Regions from separate parts of the Homo sapiens genome. Here region 2 is linked to region 1. The links are chromatin loops, found by intact Hi-C in ENCODE. Cell type or tissue: CD4-positive, alpha-beta T cell. All regions are shown on one strand. Links, peaks and the distances in the headings refer to the core of each region. The heading gives the core; the rest is flanking DNA.

The links. A loop is a pair of places that touch in the nucleus more often than their neighbours do. Peaks named below come from ENCODE experiments on the same cell type or tissue, not always from the same donor. Only the 100,000 strongest peaks of a DNase experiment are listed, where the experiment ranks them.
Region 2: a loop joins it to region 1, with 2.7 times the contacts of the local background. A loop is called at or near these places in 6 of 110 quality-filtered maps.

What each region holds. Positions count from the first base shown.
Region 1 is chr19:40,801,557-40,810,314 of GRCh38, reverse strand. It overlaps EGLN2 (egl-9 family hypoxia inducible factor 2), which reads right to left. Exons shown (of 6, transcript NM_080732.4): 3 at 3,641-3,760; 4 at 3,041-3,177; 5 at 2,764-2,831; 6 at 1,881-2,506. The coding sequence ends at 2,451. RAB4B-EGLN2 (RAB4B-EGLN2 readthrough (NMD candidate)) reads right to left here. Exons shown (of 12, transcript NR_037791.1): 9 at 3,641-3,760; 10 at 3,041-3,177; 11 at 2,764-2,831; 12 at 1,874-2,506. It also overlaps the pseudogene CYP2T1P. Among named protein-coding and RNA genes, the nearest start is that of EGLN2, 6.7 kb to the right of the region's middle. RefSeq lists enhancers at 1,466-1,965, 5,933-6,112, 7,770-8,510, 8,689-8,758. In CD4-positive, alpha-beta T cell, for the core only: no CTCF peak of the experiment used is centred there; DNase peaks (open chromatin) are centred at 4,654, 5,374, 6,414, 8,110 and 2 weaker places; H3K4me3 peaks cover 4,239 bases; H3K27ac peaks cover 4,657 bases.
Region 2 is chr19:40,608,040-40,613,039 of GRCh38, reverse strand. It overlaps LTBP4 (latent transforming growth factor beta binding protein 4), which reads right to left. Exons shown (of 30, transcript NM_001042545.2): 8 at 4,671-4,820; 9 at 4,437-4,556; 10 at 3,379-3,510; 11 at 3,169-3,294; 12 at 2,383-2,508; 13 at 1,646-1,888; 14 at 1,056-1,181; 15 at 848-967. Among named protein-coding and RNA genes, the nearest start is that of LTBP4, 9.2 kb to the right of the region's middle. RefSeq lists an enhancer at 2,637-2,716 and a silencer at 2,857-3,186. In CD4-positive, alpha-beta T cell, for the core only: no CTCF peak of the experiment used is centred there; DNase peaks (open chromatin) are centred at 1,125, 1,749, 2,439, 2,969 and 2 weaker places; H3K4me3 peaks cover 2,728 bases; H3K27ac peaks cover 3,450 bases.

The DNA.
Region 1 (8,758 bases), core at 3,702-8,701:
TTCCTTGGTGCGTCCAGCCTTATGCCAAATCCCGAGTACACAGACCTACCTACAATGGATCATTAGAATGGGACAGATTCCTGGAAGAGTTCTAGAACATCCAGTATCAAAGTCCTAGTCCAATCTCCCTGTAGGGAAACTAAGGCCTAGTGGCCTTGTGCAGGGCCCATGTTGAGACAGACCCTGTCTCTCCAGATGTACATTTGCCTGTCCCTCATGGACTGGCTCCCGGGCCCGCACCACCGAATCTTCCGAAACTTTTCGGAGCTGCGGGTCATCTCTGAGCAAATTCAACGACACTGGCAGATGCGGCAGCCAGCGGAGCCCCGCGATTTCATTGATTGCTTGACCAGATGGGTAAGGCATGGGTCCCAGCTCTCTAAACTCTATCCATGCCGCCCACCAACAGGTGCCTGGCACGCGGCAGCACATCTCCTCTGCCCACAGTAACAGCAGGACCCGGAGAGCCATTTCCAGGAGTAGACGTCGGTAATGACGACGCATTTTTTTTTTGGCGTCACCGAAACCACGAGCACCACCCTGTGCTATGGGCTCCTCATTCTGCTTAAGTACCTAGAGGTGGCAGGTGTGCAACCCGGAGAGACCCAGAATGGGAGGCTGCAGTCTGGGGATGGCTGGAGGGTCCTGGAAGTGCGCAGCTCACAGCCTCCCCCGGCCTGAGCCAAGGTGCAGGAGCTGGACCCTGTGGTAGGGTGGAGGCCCGCCCCAAGCCTGGACTATCGCGTGTGCCTGCCCTACGCCAACGCAGTGCTGCTCGAGATCCAGTGCTTCATCAGCGTGGTGCCCCTGGGGCTGCCGCGCACCCTCACCCTCGACACCCACCTGCACAGCCACTGTCTGCCCAAAGGTACCCACTGAGTCTGGGGATCCCGTGCGGGACCCGGGTGCATGAGATCAGCCAGAATCAGCAGGTGTGCGCTGTGCAGACCAAAACACAATCAGTTACCCCTGGAGCAGGAAGGCAGCTCTGCCTTCCCTTAGGCTTTTTGTTGTTGTTGTTTGAGACGGAGTCTGGCTCTGTCATTCAGGCTAGAATGCAGTGGCATGATCTTGGCTCACTGCAACCTCCACTTCCTGGGTTCAAGCGATTGTCCTGCCTCAGCCTCCTGAGTACCTGGTATTACAGGCACCCACCACCACGCCTGGCTAATTTTTGTATTTTTAGTAGAGACAGGTTTCGCCATGTTGGCCAGGCTGGTCTCGAACTTCTGACCTCAAGTGATCTGTCCTCAGCCTCCCAGAGTGCTGGGATTACAGGCGTGAGCTACTTGCCCGGCCTATTCCCTTGGGCTTTTAAAAAGCGTCTTGGATGGAGGTGGTGCAGGTGCTCACCAAGCCCGCAGGTAACCCAAGTTGCATGTATCCCCAGGGCACTTTTGTGATTCCCCTGCTTGTGACTGCACACCGGGACCCCACTCAATTCAAAGACCCAGACTGCTTCAACCCTACCAACTTCCTGGACAAGGGCAAGTTCCAGGGCAATGATGCTTTCATGCCCTTTGCCTCAGGTGCAGGCAGAGGAGGAAGGGGACCAGCCTGGACTGGCTCTGGGGTACCTGGTGCTCACTGTGCACCTGTGTACCCGGCAAAGCAGATGTGCCTGGGCACAGGCCTGGCCCACTCGGGTATCTTCCTATTCCTTACGGCCACCTTACAGAGGTTCTGCCTGCTCCCTGTGGTACGCCCTGGCACCATCAACCTCACCTGCAGTGCACTGGCCTGGGCAGTGTCCCCCCAGACTTCCAGCTCCAGCCAGTGGCCTGCTGAGGTCAGGCTCCACTATGGTGGGCTCACTGGCCCTCAAACCTCCATACCCTCCTCGGTCAATAAAGGCCCTAAATTGCAGATGGAGTCAGATGTGTGCAGCTCTGAGGTAAACTTTTATTTCTTGGCTGACAGGACTTCCACACCCATGCTCCTCCTGGCACCTTTTACTCTGCCCAAGCAGTGGCAGCCCAGTCCAAAAGGTGCCTGCCATGGCCAAAGGGGTTGGGGAGTCACTTCACATTCCAGGCTGGAGGAGTGAGAGGACTTGGGGGTACTCCTCCCACCCCATTGCCAGCAAGAGGCCATGACTCACCTCAACCCCAAGTCCTGCATCCTGGTGGGAAGTGACAATGCCTCCTCCCAGCTCTCCATACCTAATGGGGTCATGACCAGACAGGGTAGGACCCAGGCCCCCAGCTTCAGTTGGTAACGGTGGCCTCCACGGCTGCCCCCTGTCCAGGTGACAACCCCAGCCCCCATGATGGGGCAGCAAAGGTCTCTTCTCCTCCTTGGTCCTCAGCAACAGACAGAGCCCTCCACACCAGGCAGGACAGAGGCAAAGTCAGAAGCAGCAGCGGTGGCAGGGAAGGAGCAGCCAGCACAGGCCCAGGGCTCTCCTGAAGTCATTTAAGCTGTCTGCCATGCGGCTCTGGGACTGGCCACTAGGTGGGCGTAGGCGGCTGTGATACAGGTACTTGGACACCTTTCTGTCCTGATGCTGGGGGTGAGAGGGGACAGGAGACAGTGAGTCATCAGAAGGACAAAGAAGCCAAGGGAAACCTGGGGAGATGGGGAGAGGACCAGGAAGAAATGGGGCTCCTGTTGGGGTACCAGGAGAGTGGGCTAAGGAAGGTGGGCAGAGATGAAGAAAAATGAGTGGTGGGATTTAACAAGAGGCTGATGAGGGGGATGGGGTGGCATCAGGCCCAAGAGGGCCCACAGAATAGGAAGGACTGAAGGGAGGGAAGCAGGTACCTAGCTGATACTTGTCTTTGGCTGCTGCCCGCTCCTTGGCATCAAAATACCAGACAGTGATGGCGTACCTGGAGACCAGGGTGGTTGGACATTAGTTTTCTGCAATTCCAGCTACCATATCCACACACACTAGGCGGCCATCCTTTTGAGCCACCCGGTTCTGCTCCCACCTAGGCCCCCTCTCAATACTTCGTCGCTCCCTAGTCACTCTGAGGCTCTGACAGGACATTGTCACAGGGGGAGCACCTGGGTGCGTCTCCAGAAGTACAGGTCATACCTGGTGGCATAGGCTGGCTTCACCTCGTGGGGGTTCCGCCGGTCAGACCAGAAAATGAGCAACCGGTCAAAGAGTGGCTCGATGTTGGCTACCACGGGCCGGCCCTCAGGGAAGATCTGCAGCAGGCCGCCATGCACCTGGGGGCAGGCCAAAGGATGAGGCTAGCTGGTACGGCCAGGAGCCGCTGCCTCCCACGGTGCCCCGGGAGCCCACTAGGAGGCGCAGCGTCTGCCTGCATCACTCCCTCCCACCCCTCGGGCTCTCAAAGTGAATGACAACCCAGAGACTGCATCACCATGGAGATGGGCAGGAAGCTACTAAAGACAGGAAAAGGGGGAAAGTGTTCATTACAAGGCCGGGTGGGGCTGGGCAGACAGCACCATTCCCGGAAAGAGGGGAGTTCCCACCACACAGTCCGCTAGAGAGGAGGAGGTGCCATTTCCCAGGAAGAGCCGGCAGATCGCACTGCCCGCTGTGTGTTGAGAAGAGAAACAGGAGAATGCCAGAATCTGGGCTGAGAGTGGAAAATGGAGTGGACGCACGCCACCCCCGCCCCAGCCCTAGCCCCAGCGCCACCCTCACCCTCACCCTCACCCCTACCTTAACGTCCCAGTTCTGATTCAGGTAATAGATACAGGTGATGCAGCGCCCATCGCCGTGGGGATTGTCAACGTGCCTTACGTACCCGAGCCCGTTGCCTGGGTAACACGCCACCATGGCCTGGCAGGGATGGAGGGAGGTAGGTTTACTGGGGCTAGGCAGGCACATCTTAGAGAAGCAGCCATGAATTACCTATTTTCCCACCCCTCCTTGCCCCATCTTCCCCATGACTCCTTGGGTCAAGGGTTCCAAGCTCCTGCCCCAAAAGACTTTCTTTTTCAGCCAAAATCCCATCCCCAAGTCTATCAGAAACCTCAGCTCCTGGGCCTCAAGAGCCCACTCCCTCCCAACACACATACCTGGGGCCTGGCACCCAGCTAGGGCTCAATTAGTAACAGAGTTTGATTTGTTTCAAGATACCCCAAACCCCACCTCAGCCATTTCAGTAGAATAATACCAATTTAAACATTTTCAGGTGTGCAAGGAGGTGGCCTCACAGCCCTAGACCAGGAATTCTTACCCTTGGCTGTGGAGTGGAGCCCCCTGGGGAGCTCTGAGGTTCTGAAGTACCTGGCCTAAGGAAGGGCCTGAAATTGGTAAAGCTTCCCAGGTAATTCTACCATGCAGCAATGTTAAGAACTGCTGCCCTGGACTACAAAGAATCCCCACTAAATTATCTGTCCCATAGACCTCCGAACAGGAGCCAAAAGCTACAGTCTGAATAGAAAGACCTAATTCCAACTCCAAGGATAATTTGCTGGGTAACCCTAGCCAGTTCCAACACCTGAATGGGCCTCAACTGCCTGATGTGTACAGCAGGGGTAATAAACACTGCTGTTTACAGCGGTAGCAATTAATCTCTCTGAGAACATAACTTGGGAGGTTCTGGAGCCCCAACTCCTGGAGATCTAACAGGACTCATTGCAGGGCTTGGTTTCTCTGTCTACAGGGTTCTTTCCTCTGCCTGACAGTTGCCACTCCCCTGACCCAGCCCTACAATGCTGTGGCCAGGGCCCCGGGATGTTTGTCATCAGGGAGCTGGCAGAAAGGTGGCTGAGAGGTAAAGGAAATGGCCCAGCCACTTCTGCAGACACAATTCCCTGGTTCAAGTCTCAGTGCTGCCACATGAGCTGTGGCATCAGGCAGGTGACTTCCTGGTCTCAGGTTCCTCATCCATGGATCCAATGGAGCTCACAGCTATTTCACAGGTTGTTGTGGAACAAGTGAACAAGATAACAAGTGTCTGGGAAGACAGCCAGCACAGTGCCTGCCACATGGAGAACTGGAGCACAGGCTGAAATGCCATTTAAAAATTTTAAAAGGTCCCTGTCCCACCCTCTGCCCAAAGTCACTGCAGTGGCAAGATGAGGTAGCACACAAAAAGGGGAGGACTGGCACAAGGACCCTTCAACTTCTCCCCAGCCCGGACCATCTGTCTTGACCTCTCTGCCCTGACCTCTCTGCCCTGGTACAACTCTGCTGGCGTCCATTCCCCACGAATGCTCAGCTACACCTATGGGCCCGGCCCAGCAAGACAGTCCCAAGATAAACATTCACGATCAAACATCAGTGGCCACTGCCACAACAGGATGCTTGCCAAGCACGCACGCCACAGCAGACTGGGCTGCTTCAATCCTCACCCTCCCCAGGACGCCTCCCAACACATTATCCCAGGGCTCACCCTCTGTGGTGGATGTTAAGCTGCTCTGCATTAACCATGTGCACCTCATCCACCAGACCTTGCCCTGGAAAGAGAGGGCTGCCACCATCTACTGCCACCTAGCAGTGGGAAGCTGACAACCTTCTCTCTGGCAGCACCAGAGTACAATTAGTGAGAAGGCCCCCCAGGGAAAACCCTAATGGCTACACTTCAAGGTTCAGGAGGGGGCACCTTCTTTGCACTGCTCACTCCCTATGGAAGGGTCGGCACTCTGAGCAACCACCTCACTGGGAGAAGAATTGGGCCATGGTCCAGGAGGCTTAGAAACAGTGAGTTACTGACTAGAGATGGGCAAGACCTCCCCAATTAGGAATCCAATCAGAGATTACACTGATGATGCACGTGGATGGGTGGCAGGGAAGGGGTCCAGTGCTGCACCCTCTTCCCACAATTCATCCCCACACAGCAGCCAGAGCCCCTCCTCTCCAGGTCTTCACTCCATCCTGAGAAAATACAAATTCCCAACCACAGCCTCAAAGGCCCCCAACCTCATGTGCCTCTCCCATCACTCTGCTCCATGCCTCAACAGGCTGAGCTCATCGCCACCACAAGGCCTCAGCACTGGCCTGGGACACTCTTCCTTCTGACCCTCTTTGTTATTCAGGATTCAGAGACCAAGGGTCACCTTGAGTACTCCGGCTGATTGTCCGTTCCACTCCTAGCAACATGGCATCAGCACAGGCACCTGTTTACCTAGTACTGCCCTGGAAGGCAGCCACAGGGAAGCCCCTGGGGCCAGGTTGGTCTCCCCAGTGCCCAGTGCAGTACCTGCAGACTGGAGTGCACTGCTCTGGGCCTCCTCTGCACCCCAGCCCTGCTATGTTTCCTCCTGCCCTGTACATTCTCACACAGCGCCTCCCACCAAGCACATGGGACTCACACAGAAACAGGAACCTGCTCTTTAGGGCCCCACCCTTCCCCCACATATACACACCTTGGGGGTGAAAGCATCCTCTGGCCCCAAGGAAAGTATCTACTTCCTGCCCTCACAGGGGAAGGCCTCAGGAAACTTGCTCTCCACCCCTCCCACCTAGGGGAGGGACAGGTGGGACCAGGGCCAGGAGACCAAAGACTTAAAGGCTATTGGTGACAATCTGCCTGCCAAGAGCCCCACCCCCACTACACACACACCCCAGTCAGAAGCCTGTGACTGTCCCACCTCCAAGCTGCTCTTCAAGGAGCAAACCAAGCAAGCTGGACTCTCCCTGGGGTCCCCTCTGGTAGCCCTTGCTGCCAGTGGGAGTCAACTCTCTCCCACCTACAGGTCAACGGAGCACCTGTCCCCAACCAGGGAGTTGGGGGAAGGAAGGATGACACAGGAGCTCCACTCAGAACGACTAAGAAGCACGTTTCTACTGGCTCTAGCCACACTGGTGATCCATGTCCCCACGGCAACTGCTGCAGCCCACCTGAGCACCCCACAGCCTTACTCTGGAGTACAGGAGAGAGTCCAGATGGGGCCCATCTAAAAGCGGGAAAGCCTGGAGTTGCTGTCTCACTGGGGAGGGGAGGGCTCCTCCCCTATGTTCTCAGTCCAGCCTGGCCTGTCCTTACTTCCCTAGGACAATCAAGGTCACCTAGGGCTAAAAAAGTCCAAACACGCCCCTTCCCCAATCCTCGCTGGGGCCCTGTCCCCAACCACATAGAAAGTGGGCACCAGAGGCACCAAAACACAAGAGATCTTCTCCTACTCTCCCCTCCCCAAACTGCCAGACTCACTGGGGATGTAACCTGGTTTTCGTATTCCGTGGATCAGCAAATTGAGGCTCAGAGCAGTGTCCCATCTGGGCCACTCAGCCCTTCTGGTCTCCCCCTGACGAGGACGACAGCCAACCTGGGGTGAAGATGCTGAGCCAGGGAGGCCACTGATCCCGCCCGCACAGGAGCCAAGCCCAGGGAGGGGCCGGCTCTGGCTCAGCTATCAAGTAACGGGAGGGAGAGGGAAGTAGAACAAGTTCCAGCTGGGGTGGGGAGGAAACAGGCCTTGGCCCCGGGGGAGCCCTGGTCCCTGAGCCAGCTCCAGCCTGAGAGGAAAGCCACACAGAAGCAGAACCCAAGATGGGATCTGCAGGAGGAGGCAGAGGACATCAGGAGCTCAGCCTCACGCCTGCAGGGCACAACACTGCCCGTGCCATCAGCCAGCCAGGCATCACTGTGTTGAGCAGTGGGCACTCCCCACAGGGCCTTGTCCAAAGGACACCAAGCCTTGGACTCAAGGCCAGGCCCCCACACCACCCATGAAGACAATGATCCTGTCAGCAGCCCGGAAAGGCCCTATGGACCACTGTCCTGTGCTGGGCTCCTGACCCCAGGTTCCTGAACAGGCAGCTGGAGGCCATGAGGCCTTGACAACTGCCCGGAAACTCCAAGCAAATGAGCATTTGTCTTAAGAGAGGATCTGTGGCCTCTGACAGATTCTCAAAAAGACCCAGGCTCCAAAATACCATTAAGAACTATTGTTCTAAAGCAAAAAGAAAAAGGGACTAAGAACAAACACATAAAGGCAGAGGAAGAGACAGACATGGGTAGGGAGGAAGTGACACACAGGACAGGGGGAATGGAGGGCAGGGACTGGGACAGTGAAGGGTGGGAGACATGGGGATGAGCTCCACCTGGGCCAACAGGCAGCCACCCAGTACCACCCCCAGGAGACTGTCCTCGATGCAGATGCCACAGTGGGGACCCAGGGCACAATGCAGTCCAGGGCCAAGCACTCGGCCCAGCGGGCAGCACCCCTTTCCTTCCCTCAGCCCAGGGCTCACTCATCACAGCCACCCTCCCCCTTCTGCTTCTCCTGCCTTGGAGACAGGATGGATGGACTAGAAACATGGGCCAGCAAACAGGGATGGACGACAGGAGCACAGGGAAGGATGTGGACAGGGACAGACAGCAACAGAGAACGGCCAGGTGAACTGTGTGCCTATCTACATCCCCGTGCTTGGTCTGGGGCCACAGACTGACACCAGGAGGCCATGAACCCCACCAAGGTCCACGCTGTGAATGTCAGCAGCTCTCATGAGTTTAAGAGGGTTCCTGGCAAAGTCAAGAACCACTGTGGCGATGCTTGAAGGCAGCATGCTCGTTAAGAGTCATCACCACTCCCTAATCTCAAGTACCCAGGGACACAAACACGCAGAAGGCCGCAGGGTCCTCTGCCTAGGAAAACCAGAGACCTCTGTTCACTTGTTTATCTGCTGACCTTCCCTCCACTATTGTCCTGTGACCCTGCCAAATCCCCCTCTGCGAGAAACACCCAAGAATGATCAATAAAAAAAGAAAAGAAAAAAAAAAAAAAAAAAAAAAGAACCACTGTGGCTCCAGGACAAACTCCTAGCTTATCAGGTGCACACATTAAGGCCCGTAGGGAGGATAAAGACCCCCCCAAGTCCCCACAAGTA
Region 2 (5,000 bases), core at 1-5,000, 190 kb after region 1:
AGGGTCCAGTCTCGGGACACACCCGACCAATCCCCTTGGAGTAGGGTGTCTGGGGGAGGTGGTGGGAAGTCTCATGAGTTGGAGGCTGGGGGAGGGCTCTATGGCAGAGGTGGGTAGGGCTGACCAAGGTTCTCGGGTTCCGGGGACCATGGTTGCAAGTCCTGTGGGTCTAGGTTTCTAGGAACTACCTGTGCCAGGATTTTGGAGTCAGGAGAGGGATCAGACAGGGATCAGAAATCAACTAGGGCAAGGGACCAGTCAAGTATTATAAACTAGGATCATTGGATGGGATTCGGCTGAGCCATGGGTCAGAGTTAGTGACTGGAATCTGAATCCAGTTAGGATCAGAAGTTATAGTCAGGGTCCAGAATTCTGCCTCAAGTCAGGGGCCAGGGTCAGGGATTATGAACCCAACCAGGTTCCAGAGAAGGGATTCTGAGAAGAGGCAGGGGCTGTGAAAGAGATAGGACCAAGAGTCACACAGTCAAGGTTATGGTCAGTGCTATGGTTAGTGGTTATGATTAGGGTCAAATGTCACAGTCAAATTCAGGAGTTATAGGTCACATTCAGGGCCAGAGTCATGAGGGTCACAATTGCTATCAGGGTATGGGCAGGGACTATCATCAAGGGTGATGGTTAGGGTCAAATGTTACTGTCAAGTTGGGTCTCAGGAGTCACATTCAGGGTCAAGAGTTGTGGTCCAGGTCAGGGTCAGGAGTCACAGGCTCTGGGGACTGAGGGACTGAGGTCCAGGTCAGGAGGTTACGGCCAGGTCATAGTTGTGATCTGGGTCAAGGGTCGGGGGTCATGATGCAGGCCCAAGGTCACAGCCAGGGCCTGGTCTCACCAGTGCATCTGCCACGGTGCAGGTGGTGGCCAGAAGGACAGGTCCTGCACTGGAAGGAGCCGGGCGAGTTCACACACTCCTGCCCAGGGCATGCGAGGTGGTTCTCACACTCATCCACATCTGGGGGGCAGGGGAGAGGGTGGCCTTGAAGAAGTGGTCCAACTCCCCCCTCACCCATCCACACTCCTCCCTCCCTCCCCGGCCTCACCCTCGCACTCGGAGCCAGCAGTGTTGGGTTGGAAGCCCATGGGGCAGACACACTGGAAGCTGCCTTCTGTGTTCTCACACCGGCCGTAGGTGCAGGGTGGGGGGCTTCGGGCACACTCATCCACATCTGGGGCAGAGGGGACCAATGAGGCTGAGGAAGGGGCCTGAATCCATTCCCATGGCCATCACCACCCACCCCAGCATTCCAGTCTTGAGCCTGCCTTCTGGACTTGCCTCAGGCTGCTCCCTCTTCCCAGGAAGACAGACACCTTCCTCGTGTCCCCATTCAATGGTCTCTCCAGCTACTAAGGTGGGGGCTAAGGCACCAACTCCATGTTGCCTGCCCTGCCTCAGGTGACCCCCTCCTCAGGGTTCCCATAAGCACAAGAGTATCTTTCAAAAAGGGAGGAGGGGTGGGGAGGACTGCCTTATTTTGTTGAAAGGAGAGAAGACTCTGGAGTGAGGTCCCCATCCCTCAGCCCCTGTTCTCCATCCCTGAGCCCCATCACTCTGCCTCTCTGCCCCTCAATAATCTCTCTCCAGTCTCCACAGCAAACAGTGATGGAGTAGGGCTGGGCTCAGCACCCTCACCTTGGCAGGGGGCCCCGGGCCCTCGGGAGCGGAAGCCAGCAGGGCAGGCACAGTGAAAGGAGCCTGCCGTGTTGTCACAGCGGCCGGGCCCACAGGGCGGCGGCTCCTGGGCACACTCATCCACATCCTCTTCACACGCCGAGCCCCGGAAGCCAGCCGGGCAAACACAGCGGAAAGAGCCAGGCAGGTTCTTGCAGGCCCCTCGGCCACACAGGCCTGGGCTCTGGGTGCATTCATCCACATCTGCACAGGGCAGGGGGCCCGGGGTCACTTGTTCCCCTCTGCCTCCCTGACCTCTGTCACTTTGGCTTTCCACCCTCCAACATTCTGTCCCCGTGACCCCATCTCTATTCCTCCTTGTCACCATCATCTGACTCTGCATCCTCCACCAATCCCTACTAAGCTGCCTGGCTGGTTCTGTCTCTGTAGTCCCCATGAGAAGGCCTCCTTCTCCCCTTTCCTCCATAACTCTGCTCCCCTTACCCGATTACTGACATCTCCATCCCTCCTCATTCTGCTTCTCCATCTTTCATGACTCAGCCTTTCTGTTTCCCATCACTTGGCCTCTGCATCCCAGGTCTCTCTCTACTGCCATCAGGCCACACGTCTGCTCGAGAGCCTGGCCTCTGTCTCCAAATCAACTCGCTTTGCCCTATTGTTCAGTCTCTCTGGCCCTCATCACTGCGCTCTACCCAACCGCTCACACCCCTTCCCAGCTGCCCCTCCCAGGCCCTCACCCTGGCAGCTGGCTCCGTGCGGTGCAGCCTGGTACCCGGCGGGGCACACGCACAGGAAGCTGCCTGGCGTGTTCTCGCAGCGCCCGAGGTCACACGGCGGCGGCACGCGGTGGCACTCGTCCACATCTGTAGGCACAGACCAGGCGGCTGGGACTGGGGCAGACAGCCCCGGGAGAAGCGACGCAAGGAGGCAGGGGTAGAGGGAAGCGGGAGCGGGACCAAGCTTGGGCCAGAGCCAGGATGGGGACCCGGCCAGGACAGCCGGAGAGGGGCACAGTGAGAGAGGCAATTGTGGAGGGCAGGGTTTGGTAGCGCAAGGGCAGAAAGGAGAGCTTTGGGGACCAAGCTAAGGGAAGGTGGGGTAGGGGCTAGAGAAGAAAGGAGCAGTTTGGGGATAGGGCTCTGGTGTGGCAGGGTTGGAATCGGGGTCGCGGTCAGGAGATTGGTTGCCGCAGTTGCAGGACAGTGGCGGGGCCTGGGGGAGGGAGTTAGTCAGGGAGGGGCGTGGCCAATAAGGGCGGGGCCTGGGCGTGGGGGCGGAGCAATACGAGTTGCGACCAGGCCCCGATAGAAACTGGCAGTTTGGGAGCTGGGTAGGGGTGGGGTCAAAGGGAGGCTGGAGCTGGGTGGAGGCGGGTCAGGGAAGGGCAGGGCCAAGGGCCAGGGCAGAGCAGTCCTGGGGCGGGACCCGAGAGGGGAAGCGTGGGAGGGCTGGAGAGGCTCTGGAGTGAGAGCAGGAGCGAGACCCTGGGGTGGGCCTGGAGCCGGGTGGGGCAAATTTCTCACCCAGGCATTCCGCAGCCCGTGGGCCGGCTCGGAAGCCCGGGCCGCACACGCAGCGGAAGCTGCCTGGTGAGTTCTCGCAGCGCCCGGGAGCACAGGGCGGGGGCACGCGGCGACATTCGTCCACATCTGAGGACACGGAGGGGGCTGGTGACAAGGTGACCAGGCAAAGCCCCCCGCCCCGCCTCCTTCCGCGCCCTCCGTCTTGCTCACCAATGCATCGGGTGCCCTGGGGGCTGAGCCGGAAGCCAGAGTCGCAAGCGCAGGTGTAGCCGCTGGGCCGGGAAATGCAGCGTCCTGGGCCGCAGACCTGGGGGTTGCGCTGACACATGCCGGAGGAGGGACCTGGGGGGTCCAGTCAGCCAGGGTTCCCCCATCTCTGAATCCTCCGTTCCTTTCATCCCAGTAAAACCCCCACCCCCGGAGACATCCATAAAACACCTTCATGGATGTCTCCTCCCCAAGCAAGCCCAGTCTTCTTCTGATCTCCATCTTTTTTATCCTGGAACGTTCTCATCAGATCCTTGGCCGAATCCCCTCATCATGCCACCCCAAGGTCTCTGGCTTTGAATAGTTTGCTCTCCAACCCTCCGCCTGAGATACATTCTTAGTGCCCTACCTGAGAAATAATTATCTAATATTAGATAATGAAAAATAATTATCTACCATAAGTATTTATCTGAGCACTTACTAGGTGTCAGACACTTCAGAGGCATCTCAACAACCATCCCCATTTTACCAATGAGAAAACTGAGTCTCAGAGGTTAAATGGCTTGCTCGATTGACACAGAAGAGCCCAACTGTGACTCCAGCTCCTGATCTAACTACCACCCAACCCTTCAAACGCTTATCTCTGCCCATACCATTCCTATTTGCTGTAACCTGGAATCTTCACCTTGGAGTCTTTTACCCCAGAATCCCACCTGTAATACCCCCATCAATGCCCTGAATTCTTTTTTTTTTTTTTTTTTTGAGATGGAGTGTCGCTCAAGCTGGAGTGCAATGGCACGATCTCAGCTCACTGCAACCTCTGCCTCCTGGGTTCAAGTGATTCTCCTGCCTCAGCCTCCCAAGTAGCTGGGATTACAGGCATCTGCCACCACGCCCAGTTAATTTTTGTAGTTTTAGTAGAGACAGGGTTTCGCCATGTTGGCCAGGCTGGTCTCGAACTCCTGACCTGGTGATCCACCCTCCTCAGCCTCCCAAAATGCTGGGATTACAGGCGTGAGCCACTGCTGCAGGCCCAATGCCCTCAGTTCTTTCTAGCAAACCTGATTCAGGAATCTCAGGACCAGTCCAGGCAGGGATGCTGGGCAAGGGAAGCTCAGGGCCGGGCCGGGGATCGGGCCGGGGTTCAGGCCGGGGCTCCAGGCGATGGGTGGGCAGAAAGCCTGATAAAGAAGGGGTATCAACGAGTGGAGCCCAAATCCTCTCTTGCCTCCTTTCACTATGGGGCTGGGGCAGCCCCTTGAAGATGGCACCCACTTCTGCCAGAGCCAGCTCACCTGCAGATGGCCGAGAGGTGGCTGGCAGGGTACGAGGCTGGCTGAGTGACACTCGGGGTGGCTCCTGGCCCAGGGGTCTGGTGTTGTAGCGGAGGTCGGAGGCCGAGTAGTGGTAACCAGGACCAGCCGGGCAGATCTCCCGGAAACCCTCTGGGAATAGGTAAGAGAGACAGAGAGAGGACAAGAGAGCGGGAAGAAAACGATGGCCAGCCCAGACTCTGGCCTTGGCTAGGGGCAGGGCTTGGCTGGAGAGTGTCAGGGGTTTGAGCTGGAGGCTGGGATGGGGTGGTGTCCTGGCCAAAGAGTAGAATGTCTTAGAGGCTACAGGTG